Linked DNA regions of Homo sapiens: region 1 is linked to region 2. Evidence: chromatin contacts called from ENCODE Hi-C or POLR2A ChIA-PET data. All regions are on one chromosome and are shown on one strand. The core of a region is the stretch at or near the end of the contact, and the rest is flanking DNA. Distances in the headings are between cores, read along the strand shown.

What was found. Hi-C counts contacts between places; a loop is a spot of excess contacts on that map. ChIA-PET counts read pairs that join two places held with the same protein, here RNA polymerase II (POLR2A). Pooled maps may share reads with other maps.
Region 1: a loop to region 2 is called in a map of aorta, with 2.9 times the contacts of the local background. The contact joins two enhancer-like sites. A Hi-C loop is called at or near these places in 3 of 168 maps with a recorded cell type or tissue (aorta, heart right ventricle and sciatic nerve) and 1 of 50 pooled maps. POLR2A ChIA-PET finds 5 or more read pairs at or near these places in 1 of 52 experiments (AG04449).

Annotation. Positions count from the first base shown.
Region 1 is chr10:15,570,337-15,573,036 of GRCh38, reverse strand. It overlaps ITGA8 (integrin subunit alpha 8), which reads left to right. Exons shown (of 30, transcript NM_003638.3): 25 at 668-826. Among named protein-coding and RNA genes, the nearest start is that of ITGA8, 150 kb to the left of the region's middle. Within about 2 kb of position 1,281, at least 2 of the 41 ENCODE cell types and tissues checked have a DNase peak (open chromatin) inside an H3K27ac peak, as active enhancers do.
Region 2 is chr10:15,484,722-15,487,421 of GRCh38, reverse strand. No RefSeq gene overlaps it. Among named protein-coding and RNA genes, the nearest start is that of FAM171A1, 110 kb to the right of the region's middle. Within about 2 kb of position 1,286, at least 2 of the 41 ENCODE cell types and tissues checked have a DNase peak (open chromatin) inside an H3K27ac peak, as active enhancers do.

The sequences.
Region 1 (2,700 bases), core at 32-2,531, 86 kb before region 2:
CTGGAATAAATGTAAATGCACTTAGTGTTTTGGGCAAACAATTTTGTGTCCTCCAAGTATAGGATTCACGTGTTAAAAAATGTTCATCTCTTTATGAGATGTGGCCTTTCTTGCCTTGAGATCTGCTGATGGAAACAGAAGGAGCTCAGCTTTGAAACACGCACTCGAAATGAACTGTGGTGATCATGGGCCCGCCTTGGCACTTGATGGATGGACATTCTTCCAGAGGGTGAAAGAGAGTACATCACATATGGTTGCAATTGACAGTCAGTAGTCAAGAAAGCGGAGGCAGATTTCAATGTAAAGAGACAGTCACTAAGTTTTGAAGGCATAAAATCAAAATTAAAATTTCTAGCGCTATGATTAAATTAACATAAATTTAAAACCAGCATCACAGTTATCAGACAAGGGTAGTATGGTCTTCAACTGAGGAAATCCACTCTTAGAGCTTCACAGATTGAAGAGTTTTCTCTAAACACCAGCCCATGATGCTTTCAGAGTGCTTCTTGCCATATCGACTTTGAATTTTCTTATTTTCCATAGTCATAGTCCAGATGACTTAAAACCAATAATACATGCTTTCTAAAATGGGTATAGAGTATATGGAGTTTGATTTTATCTCTCTGCCTTCTGCTGGGTCATTAGATAACATGTCACTTGTTTACAGCTGCACAATATTGGACCAAGTACCATCAGTGACACCATCCTGGAGGTGGGCTGGCCTTTCTCTGCCCGGGATGAATTTCTTCTCTATATTTTCCATATTCAAACTCTGGGACCTCTGCAGTGCCAACCAAATCCTAATATCAATCCACAGGATATAAAGGTAGGAGTCTGGTCTAATCAGTGGCTTTGTTGATTTTATTTTTATGGTATGAAAAAAATACAAACTGGGCTTGTTTAAAAAAGAAGAGTGAAATCGTTTTAAGTTGCTTCAGTGATCATTGATCAGAACTTTTCATTTTATAGTTAAAACACCAAGCCTAATTTAAAATATCCCTTCTAGCAAATTTAAATTTCTTTTTGTTTTGTTGCTTATGGTGACTTGTCATTTATTTCACCCATTTTAATAGGCACCTTTTATTTTTGGCTCAATTAGCAGCACATCCAAACCAAAATCATAAATAGACATATCACATCTGGGAGAATTAGTATAAAATGCTATTTTTAAAGTCTTTTTGGTCTATTGCCAAATTTCGTAAGGATCTTTGCCAAAAGAGGCTCTTCCAGCTGCAGCCCATAGCAAGTGGTGAACCGTGGCAATTTGCCAAGGGCCATGAGAACTCCCAGAAAGGAATGTTCTGGACCCTATTCTTTAATTGAAGCTTAAAGCCTAGAGCCGTGCTTTTCAAACTTCCTCTGAATCACCTGGCTGTCTGTTAAAATGCAGGGGCTGGGGTTGGACCTGAGATTCTGCCTCTCTGCAAGCACCCACCTCCTGTGCCTGATGCCAGTCTGTGGGCCTGACTTTCACAAACAAGGAGTAAGGAGCTGATCCCATCCAGATTAACATCCAAATTTGGCTTTCATGTTTTTCTGTGAAAGAAAGAAATTAATTAGCATAAGCCCTTGAAAATGCCACATTTGTATAAAGAAAAACAAAAGACAACAACATCTTGTAGTCAGATATTGTCCTTAGGAGATAACTTCATGTAAGAACGAACGTTCTCCTAGTAGCTACCAGGACACAGTGTCTCTATTAAAAATGGCGCAGCGCAGGCTTCATGGAATACCCACGCCACCAGCCAAGACAGAGCAGGTCTGCCCCTACCTCAGCCAGTGACACTGGGTCATTGCTCATTCTGAAAGGCATTCTTTTTCAACCCAACATGCCTCCTATTCAAAGGGAAGACTAAAGGGGGTTCATTAGTAAAGGACTTATGAGACAACAGCCTCCTCCTTTATGTAGAAATTATACATAAGGCCACTTGTGTTACACAAGATTCTTTAAAATATTTCCTTCCTGGAATTTTTTTTTCTCATTTCCTCTTTGCTCTTCATTGAGATGATTTTAAATTCTTTAAGGACAGTAGCTTATTATAAAATAACATCTGCAAATGCAAATGTATAACATTTAAATAATTAACACTTTTACATATCCTGCATTGCATTTAACATGTACTTTCAGTCATAGATTCTTTGAGCACATGATTCTGCAGAGACCTCTAACTCTTTTTGAGTGTAATGTTTAGTTTATATCTGACACTATTTATATATGTTTGTATATATTATGTAACTGGTTTAATGTACACCATGTTGGTTGTGAGTTATTTGTTTTTTTGTGGCATACTGTGACTACGATAGTATTAATAGATGACTTGTCTTAAATGTTGACAGATTCTTGCAAACCAAGCCATAGTATATACTAAGCACCTGGTGTTCCCTACTCCCCACTTATTCTCTTTTTTTTTTTTTTTTTTTTTTTTGAGATGGAGTTTCGCTATTGTTGCCCAAGCTGGAGTGCAATGGCGCCATCTCGGCTCACTGCAACCTCCACTTCCTGTGTTCAAGCAATTCTCCTGCCTCAGCCTCCCAAGTAGCTGGGATTACAGGCGTGTACCACCACGTCTGACTAATTTTTTTGTATTTTTAGTAGAAACGGGGTTTCACCATGTTAGCCAGGCTGGTCTCGAACTCCTGACCTCAGGTGATCCGCCCACCTCGGCCTCCCAAAGTGCTGGGATTACAGGCGTGAGCCAC
Region 2 (2,700 bases), core at 37-2,536:
TTTTTGTTTTTGTTTTGAGATGGAGTCAGGCTGGAGTGCAGTGGTGTGATCTTGGCTCACTGCAACCTCCACCTCCCAGGTTCAAGCAATTCTCCTGCCTCAGCCTCCCGAGAAGCTTTGGGACTACAGGCATGCGCCACCATGCCCAGCTAATATTTGTATTTTTAGTAGAGATGGAGTTTCACCATGTTGGCCAAGCCGGTCTTGCACTCCTGGTCTCAGATGATCCACCTGCCTCTGCCTCCCAAAGTGCTGGGATTACAGGCATGAGCCACCATGCCCGGCCTCTCATGAAGTCTTTACAGAAAATTCTCCCTCCTCCCAGAGTGTGAATCATGGGGCATTTTGATGTTATCTCGTATTTGCCTTTATCTGCCTGATAGTTAATCAATTATGCAGATATCTTGTTTTCCTCCCTTGTCATCCTCCTAATGGAGGCTGGACCTAATGGCAAGGACCACATGGCCACATCATACCCCTTTCCACATTTTTTGCAGTCCCCACCAGAGTCTCCTGTGCACAGTAGATATCTAAATAGTTGAAATAAAGAAAACAAATAGTTTTCCCCCTCTTTCCTCTCTTAGATTTTTGCCTTCCCATCTTTTATAAATATTTCTTGCTCCAGAAGAAACCAAAAGAGTTGGAAGGAATGCCTTCCAACTTCCAACAAAAGAGTTTTGGAATGCCTGCAGGAGATTTTCTTAATCTTCAAACTGGCTGATAACACCACAGGAAACTATCTTAAGGAAAACATAGTGATGAAACAGTAGGGTCCTATTACCACTTCCCTGCTATACTGGCAAAGCAGTACGAGAATAATTTCCAGTGGAATGTCTTCCAAGTGTATATAAATAGTCATGGTCAGCTTGGTGAAAGTGTGTTTCCAAGATGAACTGATAAACTAAGCGAGATAAACGAGGTCAAGTGGACAAGATGGATTGCCTGGTACTTTTATAGAAGGAGTTTGCACATTTGGCCAGAAAGCAATTGCATGAGAGCTCAGATTCTCTGCGGATCTACCTCATTTTAGGGAGCATAATGGAAAATCTTTAATCTTGAAATAATAATAAATCACAAAAAATAAATAAATTGGGGGGAGGATTGTTTACAGAACTAACATATTCTTAAATCCACACTAGGTTATGGAAGGGCATAAACATATATTCAAGCAAGAAATCAGGCTGATCTTGGGTACAAATGAGTCAACCCAACACTCTCCACCATGTAGTGCTTTGGCCATTGCAGTGACACAGTGGGGCCCTTCCAGGAGTTATTCATCCTCTCAACTACTCCATAGACCAAACCAAAATTGCACAACGTGTGTTGGCTGAAACACTAATTCCTTTCCAAAAAAAGAGAGATTCTGAGGTCAAATACATTTAGAAAATGATTAATGTTATAACATTTCTTGAAGAGTCACGTTGCACTTTGGCATAATGAAAGCTCCAAAAATGCCTACTATAAATAAACTTTCACTTCCTTTAAACATATGTTTTCCCAACTTATTTTAGCATGGGACCTTTTGAGGGGAGTAAATGTCAGACCTAGTAACACCAGGTTGAAATAGAGTTCCCGAAAACCACCGAGTAAACTCAGCACCTTACCATCTCTGTTTTTCCTTCCTTCCTCTGAACTTCACTTCTTCCTTTTGAAATTCATGGCTGGGGATGGTAGCTCATGCCTGCAATCCTAGCACTTTGGGATGCCGAGGTGGGAGGATCACCTGAGGTCCAGAGATCATGACCAGCCTGGCCAACTTGGTGAAATGCTGTCTCTACTAAAAATACAAAAATTAGCCAGGTATGGTGGCACATGCCTGTAATCCCAGCTACTTGGGAGGCTGAGGCAGGAGAATCACTTGCTACTATACTTTTACCTGGGAGGCAGACGTTGTAGTGAGCCAAGATCGCACCACTGCCCTCCAGCCTGGGCAACAAGAGTGACACTTTGTCTCAAAAGAAATAAGTAAATAAAATAAATCCAATAGCCACATTGCTCATTTCATCAGAACCCAGAGAAGTAACTAGAAAACGTCAAGGAATAATTTAAGTCATCTGAAATTGCTAATGGGTAATTTGTATTACCTCCCTGGGTAATTTCTGTTTTTACTGAAGCCTTCTGAAACAGAATGGCTTAATTCAAAGGAATGGTGCATATACCAAGAAACTTATGCCTAAAAGTAGCAGAAGAGTCACTTCCTCTTTCCACGCCTAGGGTCATGACTAGGAAAATGAAGGGAAATCACTCCTTTTCCCCCTCCCATCCAAACAACTGCAACGACAATGAAATGTCCTGCTCAACTTTTGTGTAAACTTTGTGCCAAGAGTCACCCCTCATCTTTACCCAGCTCATTTCTCATGGTTCAAGAATCAAAATAAATGTTGCTTCCTCCTCCCAACTCCTAAACTAATATTAAAAAATCAGCTCTCCCCTTTCAGAAAACCCAGGACTGGCGAGGCACGGTGGCTCACGCCTGTAATCCCAGCACTCTGGGAGGCCAAGGTGGGTGGATCACGAGGTCAGGAGATCGAGACCATCCTGGCTAACACGGTGAAACCCCATCTCTACTACAAATACAAAAAATTAGCCGGGCGTGGTAGCAGGTGCCTGTAGTCCCAGCTACTCGGGAGGCTGAGGCAGGAGAATGGCGTGAACCCAGGAGGCAGAGGTTGCAGTGAGCTGAGATCATACCACTGCACT